Linked DNA regions of Homo sapiens: region 1 is linked to region 2. Evidence: chromatin loops called from intact Hi-C (ENCODE). Cell type or tissue: mammary epithelial cell. All regions are shown on one strand. Links, peaks and the distances in the headings refer to the core of each region. The heading gives the core; the rest is flanking DNA. Region 1 overlaps CAMTA1 (calmodulin binding transcription activator 1). Region 2 overlaps ACOT7 (acyl-CoA thioesterase 7).

Region 1 (8,329 bases), core at 219-8,218, 860 kb after region 2:
ATGAAGTCTACTTTACCCATTTTTCCTTTTATATGTTGTGCTTTAGGTGTTAAGTTTAAGAACCCTTTGCCTAGTCCTAGTTCCCAAATTTTCTCCTATGTTTTAAGCCCATTGTCCCTTCCAAGTTAGTTTTTGCAGGTGTGGAGAAGACTTTGGTGGAGACTTTTTCTTTCTTTCTTTTTTTTTTTTTTGCCTGTGGATGTCTGATCACTCTAACACCAATTGTTGAAAAGGCTATCTTTCAACAAAGCTATCTTGAATTAATTTTGGCATTTCTGTCAAAAATCAGTTGGGTGTATTTGTGCAGGTCTCTTTCTGGGTTCTCTATTCTATTGGTTTATGTGTCAATTCCTTTGCTAATACCACACAGTCTTGATAACTGTAGCTATATAATAAGCCTTCATCTGTATCCTGACATTCTTATTTGGAATATTTGTGTTTTCTCATTCTTTGATGAAGTTTAGCTTGTGATTATCCTATTTTTTAAAAAAAAGACCCGAAATTTTGGTTAATTTGACCCACCTCATTTATTTCTACATCTAACTTTATTTTCCCCTTTCTTATGGTTTTGCTGTTGTTCTTCTTCTAGCTTTTTGAGCTTAGAATTTTAAAATTTTAATTTTTCATTTTTACTAAAATAATGAAAAAGGCTATGAATATTCAGTCCGACCACTGTTTTAAATATGTCTCATAAATTCTGGTATGTAGTTTTTTGTTTGTTTGTTTTCTGAGATGGAGTCTCACTCTGTCGCCCAGGCTGGAGCGCAGTGGCGCGATCTCAGCCCACTGCAACCTCCGCCTTCCAGGTTCAAGCGATTTTCCCACCTCAGCCTCTCGAGTAGCTGGGACTACAGGCACACACCACCACACCTGGCTAATTTTTGTATATTTAGTAGAGACGGGGTTTCACCATGTTGGCCAGGCTGGTCTCAAACTCCTGACTTCAGGTGATCCTCCCACCTTGGCCCCCCAAAGTGCTGGGATTACAGGTGTGAGCCACCGTGCCTTACCTGGTATGTAGTGTTTTCATGATCACATGTACATTTTTGGAATTTCTATTGCTTTAATTTTGAAAAGATTTTTAACATTATTTTCCAGTTTTATTAGACTGTGATCAGAAAATATTTCTTTGTAATATTTCTATTTTATGAAATGCATTGATTATCACCTAACACGTGACCAACTTTTGTGAATATTCTATGTGTACTTAAGGAGAAGGTATAGTAGATTCCCCATCTACTAATAGGTAATTCAAGGAAAAAGTATGAAGTATGACTGTATTAGTCTGCTCTCACATTGCTATGAAGAACTACCTGAGACTGGGTCATTTATAAAGACAAGAAGTTTAATTGACTCATGGTTCCACAGGCTTTACAGGAAGCATGGCTGGGGAGACCTCAGGAAACTTACAATCATGGCAGAAGGCGAAGGGGAAGCCCGCGTGTCCTGCGTGGCTGGAGCAGGAGGAAGAGGGTGAAGGGGGAGGTCCTGCACTCTTCCAAACAACCAGATCTCCTGAGAACTCACTCACTATCACAAAAACAGCAAGGGGGAAATCCTCCCCCATGATTCAGTCACCTCCCCCAGGCTCTTCCTCCAACACTGGGGATTACAGTTTGACATGAGATTTGGGTGGGGACACACATGCAAACCACATCAGTGACAAATTGATTTGTCAAGGAAATTGATTATATTGTTTAGGGCTTCTGTGTCCTTACTTATTTTTTGTCTATCTGGTTTCTCTTGTACTGACAGCGGTGTGGTAAACACACTATTCTTAGTGTTTTCATCTATATTTCCTACAGTTTCTTTCTTTCATTTTCCTTCCTTCCTTCCTTTCTTTCTTTCGTTCTTTCACAGAACTGTCGCCCAGGCTGCAGTGCAGTGTTGAGTTCTCGGCTCACTGCAATCCCCGCTTCCTGGGTTCAAGCAATCCTTGTGCCTCAGCCTCCCGAATGGCTGAGACTACAGGCAGGTACCACCACGCCTGGCTAATTTTTGTGTTTTTAGTAGAGATAGGGTTTTGTCATGTTGGCCAGGCTGGTCTTGAACTCCTGACTTCAAGTGATCCACCATTCTTGGCCTCCCAAATTGCTGGGTGTGAGCCATCAAACCTGGCCTATATTTCCTACAATTTCCTCTCCTGTAAAAGTGGTTGTAGTCTTGTTTGGTGCACTAATACTCATTATGGTTATATTTTTATTGTGGAATGTGATTTTTAGCATTAGAAGGTGTCATAATGTTGTTTCTTAAATTATACTTATTCTACTTTGATATCAAGATTGCAATACTTGTTTTGTTATTTCCATTTGCCTCATATGTCTTTGCCATCCTTTTAGTTTTAGGCTTTCTGAATCTCTTTGATATGGTTCGGCTCTGTGTCTCCACCCAAATCTCACCTTGAATTGTAACAATCCCCATGTGTCAAGGGTGGGACCAGGTGGAGAAAATTAAATCATGGGGACAGTTTCCCCCATACTGTTTTCATGATAGTGAGTCCTCACGAGATCTGATCGTTTTATAAGGGGCTTCTCCCCCTTTGCTCGGCACTTCTCTCTCCTGTCGCCATGTGAAGAAGGAAGTGTTTGCATCCTCTTCTGCCATGATTGTAAGTTTCCTGAGGCCTCTCCAACCATGTGGAACTGTGAGCCAGTTGAACCTCTTTCCTTTTATAAATTACCCAGTCTCGGGCAGTTCTTTATAGCAGTGTGAGAACAAACTAATACACTCTTTTTAAAAGTATGCCTCTTATATATAACATATAGTTGGATCTTTCTTTTTAAGCCAAATTGAAAATTTTTTTATTTTCATAAGTAAACCCATTCACTTTTATTTATATGTCCAATATGTATAATATCTTATATAATAAATGCAATGTGTATTATGTTCTACTTGCTGTACTTGTCTTTCTACATGATGCATTTTCTATACTCATTTAATTTCTTTTTATATATAAGAAATTCTCATTTTTAGTCTAATGGGTACCTTTGTACTCATTACCTTTAAAAATCCCTTTAGTCTCTTACTAACTTTTACCATTTGGTCTTTCAGTTGTTAATGGAGTCTCTTGACTCCTACCTGTTGCTTATACAAGCATCACTGAGCTTATTCTGGTTTTGTCTTTCCTTTTTTTGTTTCCTATCATTTTGTAGTTGACAAAACATATATAATCTATGTATGATTCTCTTAACCTTAGTTACACACTTAATTTAGGTCCATAATTAAATATATTAAATGTTCCCCATAAGTTCCTTTGCCAAAGAGTCCCTAGTCATCTCCTGGTTGGATGAAGTTAATTTTCTAGAAGATTCCTTCAGAGGCGCCTGTGGGTACATCACTCAATTCTCCCATATTTTAAACTCTTATTCTGTACCTCTGATTTTTGAGGGTCTGCTTCGCTAGATATAAAATCTTTGAGTTTTATGAAACTGCTGCTCCATCCTTGCCCCACCTTCTAAGTTGTTTTTGAGAAGGCTGACAACTGTCTCTGTTGCCCTTATAGTAAGTTATTTGATCTTTTCATTTACAAGCGTTGAGGATATTTTTCAAATGCATCGTTGAGGTTTTTAATTCAGTTTGTAGTGTTATGACACAGTTCCTCCCCCTCCACCTTATGGTTGGGATTTTGGGGTAAGTGTCGTATTCTCATTTTAGTTTTTTTTCTTTCATAGTCTTCTACAGATGAAGACCACTTACATCGCCACATTGAGTGGTTCGTGTGATTTTTAGTTCAAGAGCTCCCTCTTCTGTCAGTGCAGCGAAGTGCAGTTTCTTTATGACTGGTTTTTGGGGGAGGGGCGGGAGGAGTTGAGGGTCCTTGGATGTATCATTATTTTTTGTTTTGCAGAATCCTAAATGCCCACATCTGGCTTCTCCCTCCCTCCCCTGCACATTTGCCAATGCTGCCCCTGCCTACCTTTAAATCACTTCCTTCTAGTCCATATTCTGGTCTATCTGGATTCATTTTTGGTATTTTCTTCCCTGTAGGATGTACTTTCTCTTTCTTCAGGTAATTGTAATTTATTCCTAAACTCTCCATGCTCGACGTCTGCCTTCATTGGCTTTTGGACCCATCTTATCCTCTTGCTCTTTATAAAAGTTCTGGGTGGGAACTCAAGAATTTGTTAATTTGATGTTTATAGTGTCTCTTTTTTCCAGTCGTGTGAAAGGTGTGTGGGATTTGTGTGGTTGTTTTTGTTCTTCTTGTTGATCTGTGTAGTTTTCAGAGGATGCGTTGGGAGATTTGAGTTTTTGTGGCTATCATTACCTTGGCGACCTGGAAGTCCCTTACGTGGCATTTTAGGAGACGTGTGCAGTTATATCAATTTCAAGTACAATTGTAACTCAAGCCTGTTATGAACACCATCTTTTCATGTTAATTGTACCATAAAAGAATCTTGAGGATATCTTTAAAAGGTCTGCTCTCTTACGAAGGTGAAGTGTCTCCCCTGTAAGCTTGTTTACACCGGCATCTGTTCAGCCAGCCCTTTTTCATAGACACTTCAGCCAAATACTGGCGTGTTTTCCGTTTCTGTGTTTACGGTTGGACTCAACGAGCCTTTTACTATTGTGGCATATGGGAGGGAGCGTTGCCATTCTGCTGCCAGGGGTGAGTGTGATCTGGTGGCTGTTACATTGTGTATATGCGAGTAGGTCTCTATCAAGAAGGGACCCGCCATGCTTACCTGGCACGGGAGATATACCAGGATCCTGAAGGTGGTACTCCCAGGGTGAGGCTTATCCATTGTGCGCCAGATGTGTTGACCCTTGTGATTTCCCCAAATGTGGGAAACTCACTGCATCATTTGTGGTAGTGGGGGACTGTGTCTGTGCTCTCTCCTGACATTTGAATTTTTTCTTAAAAAAAAAAAAAAAAAAAAAAAAAAAAAAGGAGACACACCATCTTCCATGGACTGAATATCTGTGTTTCTCCAGAATCCATGTGCTGAAGCCTTAACCCCAGTGTGATAGTCTTTGGAGATGGGGTCTTTGGGAGGGAATTAGGTTTAGGTGAAGTTGTGAGGGTGGGGCCCCATGATAGGATTAGTGCCCTTATAAGAAGAGGAAGAGGGGCCTGGTGTGGTGGCTCACACTTGTAATCCCAGCATTTTGGGCAGCTGAGGCAGGAGGATTGCTTGAAGTCAGGAGTTTGAGACCAGCCTGGGCAACACAGGGAGACCCCATCTCTACCAAAACAAAGAAAAAAGAAGAGGAAGATACTAGAGCTCTCTCCCTGCTTTGTGAGGACACAGTGAGAAGGTGGCCGTCTGTAGGCCAGGAAGGGAGCCCTCACCAAGAATGGAACTGGCTGGCATCTTGATCTCAGACTTCCCGTCTCCAGACCTGTGAGACATAAATGTCTGCTGTTTAAGCCACCCAGCCTCTGGTACTTTGTTACGGAAGCCTGAGCTAACTCAGATGTCAGCCAACCATATTTTTACAGCATTCTCATACAAAGCCCGAAACCATAGTCAGATTCAGCGCTGCGTGGCTTAGGGAATGCGCCACGCCTGACTCATTGCAGGGGGTCAAGAATGTTTGTGAGATGAATACATGGAGTATCTTTGTTCTGGAAATAGACCACCTATGAATTATTATAGTAGAGAAATCCCAGGCCTCCTCGAAGGACAGGGAAAACCTGTAAAGTGTCTGTACTTTGGGCCCAGAGGAATAATGGAAAGAGGCCAGGCACGCTGGGAAATTTCCATTTACAAACCCGCCTTCTGCTGGGTTGAGTCTCGCCTGCTGTGGGCTCAGGGATCCTGGCCTGGCCTATTTTTTCTCTGGGTGGATACCCCATTCCCGGGAGCGTTCAGATCCCTGAAGACAGCTTCTGTCTCCTCCGAGACCACTGCTGAGTCTTGTCACCTGGTGTTCCCACAGTGCCACCCTGTCTTCTCTTGTTCTCTGTGGGTTCCAGAAAAAGGGACCACCTCGGCTCTGTGGCTTTGGATCTCTCCAGAGGAGGGTTAAGGCCTCAGATAGCTTCTCCAATGGGACACAGCCAACATCTGAGCTGCATTTTCAAAATGAGAGCCAATCTTAGGCTGAGTCGGACAGGGAGAAAGGAATTGTGCTCGGGCACCCAGGTGGCACCTGCTGTCCCCTGACCTGGCACCACGGGCCCAACTTTGGGTTTTAACTTCCCACGAGTGCCTGGACATGGAGAAGAAGTGGTGGAGAGGATGAGGACATATGGGGAGCGATCTCCAGGGTCACTGAGGTCCTGTCTCCTGCCTCCCGCTCCCTAGGGCCCTCCAGCTGGGCCCAGGAGGTCTCCCTCCCACCTGGTTGTCAGTCAGCTTCTGCTGTGCCCTCACGGGGAATTCCTCCTAGAGCCCACCAGGTGGGAGAGCCAGGGCAGCAAGCACCGAAGGCCGGCACGGCACCAGCACAGATGAATGGCCCGGCTTTCTCAGAACCCATCCCCTGGAACGCTGGAGGCAGTGCAGGAAGGGCCGGGTTCTATGAGAGGACCTTAGGCAGCAGGAATACTCCATGACAGCAGAGATGCTGGGGCCTTTTCCCCAGAGCCTTATTCTTTTTTTTTTTTTTAATCTTTAGACAGAACTCTCATTCACAGCATTTAGTTACTTGTTCATTCATTCATCATTCATTCACTCAAGCACTTGATGGGTATTGCACTCTCCTACCTTGTGCCAGAGACTGTGTGAGACTCGGAGAGTTGGTAACACACCCAGAGTCTTGCCTTCGGGGGCTTTCACGAGCAGAGCCATTGCTCCGGCTTTTGGGTTTCCATAGTGTGCATTAGCCTTTGAAGGCCTCCAGGAAGTCCCTCCAGAATCAGACCTGTTCCATTGTGTTCACTGAGAATTCTGCAAATTTCTTTGGTGATGGGACTTGATTCTTCTTTATATGGTACCAGGCAGACCAGTGAATGCGTCGTGAAACACCTCTCCAGGCCCGTGGAATGGGGTGGGGAACGCTGGGGTCTCAGTGTGAGCCTGGCCTTTGGATTCAGACAGTGCTGAATTACAGTCTCAGCCCTGCTTCTTGCTGGCTGTGGGGCTGGGGCCACATGAACCGGCTAAGCTTTGGCTTTCTCAGAAATAGTTTGGGGATAATGATTCCTGCCTAGTGGGAAGATTAAATAAGATAAAGGAATGGCAAAGTTTTATCCCATGGTCAGGGAGGATGGTGACTGCCTTGTGCCATGGGTGACCCCTGCCTTCCTTCAGAGGGCATGTGCACAAGCTGGTGCATACACACACACACACACACACATACACACACACACACACACACAGGCTTCCTGTAGTCCTCGGTTGCCTGGGAGGCAGCAGTGACTCTGCCTTCTAGAAGTCGTCTGAACTGTCTGCTTTCCAAACAGGGGCGACAGGACTGTGACTCGAGGTGATGGGTTGCTGAACTGCTCTGCTGCCAGACACATTTTGCTGGCTTCTCATAATGTCACTGAGATCTGGGAAATGGACCAAGCACGATTTCCAGCTAAATGAAACACTTTGGGGCCATCAGCTAAATAGATGATGCTTTTGAGAAAACCCCATGAGCATTGTGTCAGACAGGCCGTGGGACCCTGCAAGCCTGTCTTTTTCTGTGCTCGTCTGGGTGATGAGACATCGCCCGGGCTGGTTCCATGAGCACCTCTGGCTGTGAGGACCTGCGTCTTCTGTCTCAATGCACCTGCGGGGAGGCTGAGATTTGATCCTCATGGAACATTCAATCCTTTCTGCATCTCGCTGTCTTCCTGCCCTCCTCTTTCTCCCTTCCTCTTGCCTGACTGTTGACTACAAAATAGGATATTATTTAGGAACGTGTCCTTGCCTCCCTCCCTGGCTCTACATCACCCCATGACATAGTGGCTGTGCTCAGGCGGAGAGTGAGTTATGTTTCTGTGGGCAGGAGTGGGTCATGAGTCCTGAGTCCTCCCTAGACAGCCCCAGCCCTTTCTCTTTGTTCCAAGGGGCCCAGCCACCATATTGATTGTTTCATCCCTCTGCACTGCCCAGAGCTGCCTCCTGGAGCACGCTCTCTTCTTTCCTGATGGCAACGGTCCCACCTGATGGCAATGGTCCCTGGGCCAGAGGATGCCCATTGGTCTTCATGGAGAGAGCTTGGGTCAGGCCCACTTGGTCTCCAATCCTGGCTTCGCCGCGTGCCAGCTCTGCAGTGGTGCCAGCTTATCCTGCTAAGCCTAGCTTCCTCTTCTACGTGGGTATATCTGCCTCAGGTGCAGCTGTGAGGATCCGGGGTGATGCTCATGAGGTGCCCGGCACCCTGTGTGGCACAGAAATGACCAGAAAATACCAACTCACCCAATGCCAAGTCTTCACTGTCCTTAAGATCT
Region 2 (8,329 bases), core at 78-8,077:
AGGAAGAGGCTGCCTCGCCAATCCAGAGCGTCTACCAGAAACCGGTCGTCATGGAAACCTTGCTTTATAAATAATTACAGAAGAAGTAATTCTGTGAGCTCTTCTGGCTGCCATGCCAGGAGATCAGGAAGGCAGAGGGGCCGCTGCTGAGCGGCCTCAGGGAAGCGGCTATGAGGCTCTGCCTTCTCTGACAGGGCACAAGACCCCCTAGTCTTTCTCCAGGGTCTCAGCCAAAGCCAGGTCTGGCCCCACTGCCGCCTTCTAGAGCTCCCTGAAATGTAGACAGGGGAGGAAGGTCACAGGCCAGCAAGGACTCCAGCAGGTCCAAGCCTGCATCCTGCTGATGGAGCTGGCATCTAAAGCCTGTCCCAAGGGCCAGCTCCCTGGCTGAAGCAAAGTGGACAGGCGGTCCAGCCTCCCCTCTCCTCAGGCCACACCCCTGTCCTTCCCCACTCCCCCTCTTCCTTCCCCCAACCCCTGCTTCAGAGGATGCCATGCCTGTCTTGGGGCTCAGCAACTCCACTACCCTTCCTCCACTCCCGCGGGCTCTTAGGCTGCCGGCTGCCACCTGTGGGCCCTGTGCCCCCCAACCCGTACTCTCTTCACTCCGCCTCCCCTTCTACTGGGTGTCAGGAAGAAAGAAAGAGGCCAAACAATCACAGCGGCCAGGGTGCAGGCTACAGGAGGCCCAGTGCAGGAGGCGGGATGTGTTATCACCACAACCTCCCCCAATGCTGCCCCCACCAGGGCTGCTTTCCCAGGAATCCTGTGACCAGCAAGGGAAATGGAAAGTCCCCAGCCAGAGTGCAGGCCGCACAGCCTCAACCAGGCTGCACCCGCCGGCCTCTGGGCAAGTTTCACATGTTTAGTTGTGAAAGAGAAAGTTAGGGCAGAGAGGGCTGATTAGGCCACTCCCACTGGAACAGCCGGCCCTTATCAAGGCCCTTATCAAACTGCCAGAGCCTGGGCTTATTCTATCTAACCAGCTGGCAGGCACTGAGCCTGGGAAGTCACTCTGGTAAAAGTTAAATAGGTAAATTATTACTAAAAGGATGTCCTTTCACCTATGTGCAAAAATAACAAGTCCTAAAAGGACAAGTCCTCTCACCTATGTGCAAAAAGAAAGAAAAAGTCATTTTCAGCTTACAAACCCCACACGCACTGGGTCCCACAGGGAGGCTGGTGCTGCCCCCGCCCAGGGATGCTTAATGTCTAGAAGCCAGCAGAGGAGAGGATTCTAAAGGGATCCCACCGACCCAAAATGTCTGCCCGGAGGGGAGGTCAGAGGGCTGAGTCTGGCCCAAGCCTGGCAGCTAACCCTGGCTGAAAATGCCCCCTGAGCCCTCCCCACCCAGGCAGCCTGCCGGGGCCCAGGCCCGGGCCATCAGCCTCCTCAGCCCCCTGGCTGCCCATCTCGGCCCATCTTCCTGAGTAGCCGGCATCCCAGGGCCAGGGTCTTGAAGCCACAGCGTCTCCCACCCTGGCACACAGGACAGGTCCTCCCAAACACACTTCCCTCCCCTGACCCCAAATAGCCCATAGTTCCTCTCAGCTCCCAACTCACTGTTTGGCCTTCTCCCCAAAACAGGCCCTGTCGACTTCCTTTCTGAGGACGTTTAGTGACAAGCTTCTCCGAAGCAGGAGCATCGTCTCCCCACGTCTCCTGTCGGCTCCCTCCAGAAGCTGCAGCCAAATGGAACTCAAGGAATGAGCCTGGGCCCCAATACTGTGCCCTTTGGACTTGGCCTCATCCCTCCAGGCGGGCATTGCTGCCTCCCTAAGCAACCCTTCCAGCTGGTCCCAGTCCAGGTGTGCTAGGCCCACCACCCACCCCAAATCAGTGAGGACCTACCAGGCTTCCACAGCAACACAGATTCAAGCCACAACCAGATGGTCCCGCAAAGAGGAAGCACTTCTCAGATAGCTTAGCCTTATGAGTAAATAATCTCAAAGTTAAACAACTACAAGGTGCTATTTCCCATCTAGTAAATTAAAAATCATTTTAATTGACAAAACGAGATGTCTAGAAATGTTCATAGCAGCATTATTCACAACCACCCAAGGATGGAAACAACCCGGTGTCCACCACGGATGGGTAGGTAAACAAAATACGATAAATCCATACAATGAGATATTATCTGACCATAAAAAATGAAGACCTACAGATCCACAGTAATGCACGGACCAGCCTTGAAACCACCCTGGGTGAAAGAAGTCAATCACAAAAGGTCACACGCCATCTGATTCCATGTATATTAAATGTCCACAACAGGCAGATCTACAGAAACAGAAAGTCAGCTGGTGGGGGGCAGGGGCTGGAGGAGGGGAAATGGGAGTGACTGCTAATGCGTGCAGGTTAATTCCGGGGGTGATGAAAATGTTCTGGAATTAAATCGTGCTGGTGGCTGCACAGCCTTGTGAATCCATTAAGGTTCACGCAGAATTGTACAATCAAAAAGGGTAGACTCAATAGAGTTATAGCTCAGGAAAGCTGTTATAAACTACAAACAAGGCAGGGTGGAGTAGTTCACGCCTGTAATCCCAGCCCCTTGGGAGGCCGAGGCAGGCGGATCATCTGAGGTGAGGAGTTTTGACACCAGCCTGGCCAACACGGTGGAACCCCACCACTAGTGAAAAGAAAGTTAACCAGGCATGGTGGTGTGCTCCTGCAATCCCAGCTACCAGGGAAGGTGAGGCAGGAGAATCACCTGAACCCAGGAGGCGGAGGTTGCAGTGAGCCAAGATCACGTCACTGCGTTACTGCATTCCAGCCTGGGCAACAGAGCGGGACTCTGTAAAAATAAATAAATAAATAAACTACTAACAACTGGATGCCAGAAGCTGTGGCCCCTCCCTACATAAGCACTGGCCATGTGGGTGACACATGGCAGGAGCCCTCGAAACGCTCTTACCTTTGCCACAGAAAGGCACTCCCAAAATCTAAAGAAAAACACACACAGCTTGGCAGAGATCTGCAGATGTGGCATCCATCTCTAACCCAAAACAAAGTAGAACTGGCTCAGTAGGCTGTGAGCATCCCTAAAAACATGCTCGAGGTTGTGTCTGGTTTCTACTTTTCTGGGGAAAAGACCCAGTTTTCTGCAGCTTTCAAAGGCATCTGGAAGCTAAAAAGTCAAGAGGTGGGCTGGGCATGGTGGCTCACGCCTGTAATCCCAGCACTTTGGGAGGCCAAGGCGGGCGGATCACCTGAGGTCAGGAGTCTGAGACCAGCCTGGCCAACATGGCAAAACTCTGTCTCTACTAAAACTACAAAAATTAGCCGGGCATGGTGGTGGGCGCCTGTAATGCCAGCTACTTGGGAGGCTAAGGCAAGAGAATCGCTTGAACCCAGGAGGCAGAGGTTGCAGTGGGCCAAGATTGTGCCATTGCACTCCAGCCTGTGTGACAGAGTGAAACTCCGTCTCAAAAAAAAAAAAGAAAAAAAAAAGTCAAGAGATGGCAGCACCTCTTCCCCCATCCCTCCCATACCTACCCAGGCAGCCAAGCATATAGAAAGAAGGTAGGAAATGAGACAGGCACCTAGAACTCAAAAGCACACTGAGCCCAGCTCATCAGAGGGCACTCGGAAGAGAGAATTCAAGGAGAACTCCGCAACGACATGCCCTAGAATGGGAGGCCACATCCCTCTCCCCAACCGAAACTCACTGCCTCATGCTAGAGGAAGCTGGTAGGGTCAGAAACTTACATCCAGGCTCCAGAAAGATCTCTCAGAGCTCAATGTGAAAAAAACAAATGACCTTTGGCTAGGCGCGGTCGTGCACGCCTGTAATCCCAGCACTTTGGGAGGCTGAGGTGGGCAGATGGCTAGAGCTCAGGAGCTGGAGACTCTTCTAGGCAACATGGTGAGACCCCATCTCTACCAAAAATCCAAAAAAATTAGCCGAGCATGGTGGTGAGCACTGCGGGTGGCAAGCCATCCAGGTGCCGAGGCAAGAGACCAAGGGCATGAGCTTTTCCAGTATAATAAAATATATAAAACAGTAAGAATTATACTAGATCTAGATCATAGACGTGATTATATATGAATATCATTAATCATTAATTTGTAGCAATTACTCTTTATTCCAATATTATAATAATCCTCGCTCTATAATCATAACCTAGGAAAAACCAGGCTATACAGAGATGGGAGCTGAGGGGACATGGTGAGAAGTGACCAGAAGACAAGTGCGAGCCTTCTGTTATGCCCGGACAGGGCCACCAGAGGGCTCCTTGGTCTAGCGGTAACGCCAGCGTCTGGGAAGACGCCCGTTGCCAGGCAGACCGTGGTTCCAGCAGTAGCGTCAGTGCCAAAGAAAAACACCCGCCACTTAGCAGACCAGGAAAGGGAGTCTCCCTTTCCCCCGGGGAGTTTAGAGAAGACTACTCCTCCACCTCTTGTGGAGGGCCTGACATCAGTCAGGCCTGCCCGCAGTTATCCGGAGGCCTGTCTCCCTGTGATGCTGTGCTTCAGTGGTCACGCTCCTAGTCCACTTTCATGTTCCATCCTGCACACCTGGCTCTGCCTTTTAGATAACAGTAGCAAATTAGTGAAAGTACTAAAAGTCCCTGATATGCAGAAATAATGGCGTAAGCTGTCTCTCTCTCTCTCCCTCTCTCTCTGCCTTGGCTGCCAGGCAGGGAAGGGCCCCCTGTCCAGTGCACATGTGACCCACGTGACCTTACCTATCATTGGAGATGATTCACACTCTTTACCCCTCCCCTTTTGCCTTGTATCCAATAAATAACAGCACAGCCAGGCATTCGGGGACACTACCGGTCTCTGCATCTTGGTGGTAGTTGTCCCCCGGGCCCAGCTGTCTTTTATCTCTTTGTCTTGTGTCTTTATTTCTACAATCTCTCATCTCCCCACATGGGGAGAAAAGCCACCGACCCTGTGGGTTTTCTGTGGTCCCAGCTACTCAGGGGGTCCCAGCTGCACCTGTGGTCCCAGCTACTCAGGGGGCTGAGGTGGTAGGATCACTTGAGCTGGGAGGTCAAGGCTGCAGTGGGCCAAGATTGAATTCCAGCCTGGATGACAGAGCGAGACCTTGTCTCAAAAAAGGCTAGATGCAGTGACTCACACCTGTAATCCCACCACTTTGGGAGGCTGAGGCAGGAGGATCACTTGAGCCCAGGAATTCCAGGCCGGCCTGGGCAACAAGACGAGACTCCACCTCTAGAAAAAAAGAAAAGATATTCAACATCATTAGACATTAGGAAAATACAAAAGTAACATCTAAAAGCAATTATCGGCGAGGTGTGGTGGCTCACACCTGTAATCCCAGCACTTTGGGAGGCCAAGGCAGGTGGATCACCTGAGGTCGGGCGTTCAAGACCAGCCTGACCAACATGGAAAAACCCCATCTCTACTAAAAATACAAAATTAGCTGGGCGTGATGGTGCATGCATGTAATCCCAGCTACTCGGGAGGCTGAGGCAGGAGAATCCCTTGAAGCCGGGAGGCAGAAGTTGCAGTGAGCCAAGATCATGCCATTGCACTCCAGCCAGGGTGACAGAGCAAGAGACTCTGTCTCAAAAAAAAAAAAAAGCCCAGCATTTGGCCTGGCGCAGTGGCTCACGCCTGTAATCCCAGCACTTTGGGAGGCCGAGGTGGGCAGATCACGAGGTCAAGAAATCGAGACTATCCTGGCCAACATGGTGAAACCTCATCCCTACTAAAAATACAAAAATTAGTTGGGCGTGGTTGCGCTCACCTGTAGTCCCAGCTACTCGGGAGGCTGAGGCAGGAGAATCACTTGAACCCGGGAGGCGGAGGTTGCAGTGAGCCAAGATCACGCCACTGCACTCCGGCCTGGGGACAGAGCGAGACTCCATCTCAAAAAAAAAAAAAAAAAAAAAAAAAAATTAGCCAGGCATGGTGGTGGGAGCCTGTAATCCCAGGTACTCAGGAGGCTGAGGAAGCAGAATCGCTTAAACCCGGGAGGCAGAGGTTGCAGTGAGCTGAGATCGCCCCACTGCACTCCAGCCTGAGCAACAAGAGTGAGACTCCGTCTCAAAAAAAAAAAGGAAAGGAATGAATAACTGATACATGCAACCATGTGGATGAATCTCCAAGTAATCGTGCTGAGCAAGGGAGGCTGGACAAAAAGAGAACTGTGCAAGTCCATGTTTATAAACTTGGAGGAAACACAAACTATAGTGACAGAAAGCAGATCAGAGGTTGCCTGGGGGCAGGGAGGGACCAGAGAAGCAGAGGGCCTCAGCAGGGTGACAGGTCTGTTCACAGTCTCGGTCTTGATTGTGGTGAAGGCTTCACAGGCTCACACAGGCATACCTCAGAGATATTACGGGTTTGGTTCCAGATCACCGCAACAAAGCACACATTGCACTTTATAATAAGTCACATGATTTTTTTGGTTTCCCAGTGCACGTAAAAGTTACACTGTAGTCTATTAAGTGTATAATAGCATTATGCCTTAAAAAAAAGTATATACCTTCATTTAAAAACACTTTATTGCAATCGGGCATGGTGGCTCACACCTGTAATCCCAGCACTTTGGGAGGCCAAGGTGGGTGGATCACAAGGTCAGGAGATCGAGACCATCCTGGCTAACACGGTGAAACCCCATCTCTACTAAAAAACAAAAAATTAGCCCGGCATGGTAGTGGGCGCCTGTAGTCCCAGCTACTCGGGAGGCTGAGGCAGAAGAATGGCGTAAACCCGGGAGGCGGAGCTTGCAGTGAGCCGAGATCGCACCACTGCACTCCAGCCTGGGCAACAGAGCAAGACCCCATCTCAAAAAAAAAAAAAAAATTTATTGCTAAAAAATGCTAACAATCATCTGAGCCTTCAGTGAGTGGTATTCTTTTTGCTGGCAGAGTCTTGCCTCGATGTTGATGGCTGCAGACTGATTCATATTGTTTTGGGGTTTATTTTTTTTTTTTGAGACAGTCTCATTCTATAGCCCAGGCTGGAATGCAGTGGCACGATCTTGGCTCACTGCAACCTCTGCCTCCCGGGTTCAAGTGGTTCTCCTACCTCAGCCTCCCAAGTAGCTAGGATTACAGGCACGCGTCACCACGCCCAGCTAATTTTTTGTATTTTTAGTAGAGACAGGGTCTCACTATGTTGGCCATGCTGGTCTTGAACTCCTGACCTCAGGTGATCCGCCCACCTCAGCCTCCCAAAGTGCTGGGATTACCGCCCGGCCTGCAGACTGATTAGGATGGCGACTGCTGAAGGCTGGGATGGCTGTGGCAGTTCCTTAAAATAAGACAACAATGACATTGACCACATCAATTGACCCTTCTTTCCACAAAATATTTCTCTGGGCCAGGCACGGTGGCTCATGTCTGTAATCCCAGCACTTTGGGACCCCGAGGTGGGAGAATCGCTTGTGCCCAGGAGTTCCAGACCAGCCTGGGCAATATAAGGAGATGCTGTCTCTAAAAATAAAAATTAAAAAATTAGCTACTCATGGTGGCACTTGCCTGTGGTCCCAGTTACTTGAGAGGCTAAGGGTGGGAGGATCCCTTCAGCTCAAGAGGTCAAAGCTGCAGTGAGCTGTGATTGCACCACTGCACTCCAGCCCGGGTGACAGAGTGGGAGCCTATCTCAAATAAAAAAAAAAAAAAAGATTTCTCTGTAGCATGCAATGTTTGATAGCATTTTACCCACAGTAGAACTTACTTTTTTTTTTTTTTGAGACAGAGTCTCACTCTGTCAGCCAGGCTGGAGTACAGTGGCATGATCTCGGCTCACTGCAACCTCCGTCTCCCGAGTTCAAGTGATTCCCCTGGCTCAGCCTCCTGAGTAGCTGGGACTACAGGTGTGCACCACCACACCAGGCTAATTTTTTGTATTTTAGTAGAGATGGGGAGAACATGTCAGCCAAGATGGTCTCGATCTCCTAGACCAGCCCAGTAGAACTTTCAAAAGTGGAGTCAGGCCGGGCGCGGTGGCTCATGCCTGTAATCCCAGCACTTTGGGAGGCCGAGGCAGGCGGATCACGAGGTCAGGAGATGGAGACCATGATGGCTAACATGGTGAAACCCCTTCTCTACTAAAAATATAAAAAAATTAGCTGGGCATGGTGGCAGGCACCTGTAGTCCCAGCTACTCGGGAGGCTGAGGCAAGAGAATTGCGTGAACCCAGAAGGCAGAGCTTGCAGTGAGCTGAGATCGCACCACTGCACTCCAGCCTGGGCGACAGAGCGAGACTCCATTTCAAAAAAAAAAAAAAAAGTGGAGTCAGTCCTCTTAAAACCTATGTTGTTTTATCAACTAAGTTTATGGAATATTCTAAATCCTTTTGTTATGGGATCTTTGGGGTATCCCTTTTCTGGCCAGAAACCTCTGTGTCTT

Evidence for each region. Peaks named below come from ENCODE experiments on the same cell type or tissue, not always from the same donor. Only the 100,000 strongest peaks of a DNase experiment are listed, where the experiment ranks them.
Region 1: it touches region 2 in a loop (28-fold over the local background); 2 of 110 quality-filtered maps call a loop at or near these places.

The regions. Positions count from the first base shown.
Region 1 is chr1:7,214,683-7,223,011 of GRCh38, forward strand. All of the region lies in intron 4 of CAMTA1 (calmodulin binding transcription activator 1), which reads left to right. It also overlaps the pseudogene RNU1-8P. Among named protein-coding and RNA genes, the nearest start is that of CAMTA1-IT1, 150 kb to the right of the region's middle. In mammary epithelial cell, for the core only: a CTCF peak has its summit at 3,745 (motif pointing left); no DNase peak of the experiment used is centred there.
Region 2 is chr1:6,359,006-6,367,334 of GRCh38, forward strand. All of the region lies in intron 1 of ACOT7 (acyl-CoA thioesterase 7), which reads right to left. Among named protein-coding and RNA genes, the nearest start is that of ACOT7, 31 kb to the right of the region's middle. RefSeq lists enhancers at 53-102, 123-352, 1,053-1,102, 5,542-6,041. In mammary epithelial cell, for the core only: a CTCF peak has its summit at 4,216 (motif pointing right); DNase peaks (open chromatin) are centred at 826 and 4,326; H3K27ac peaks cover 2,612 bases.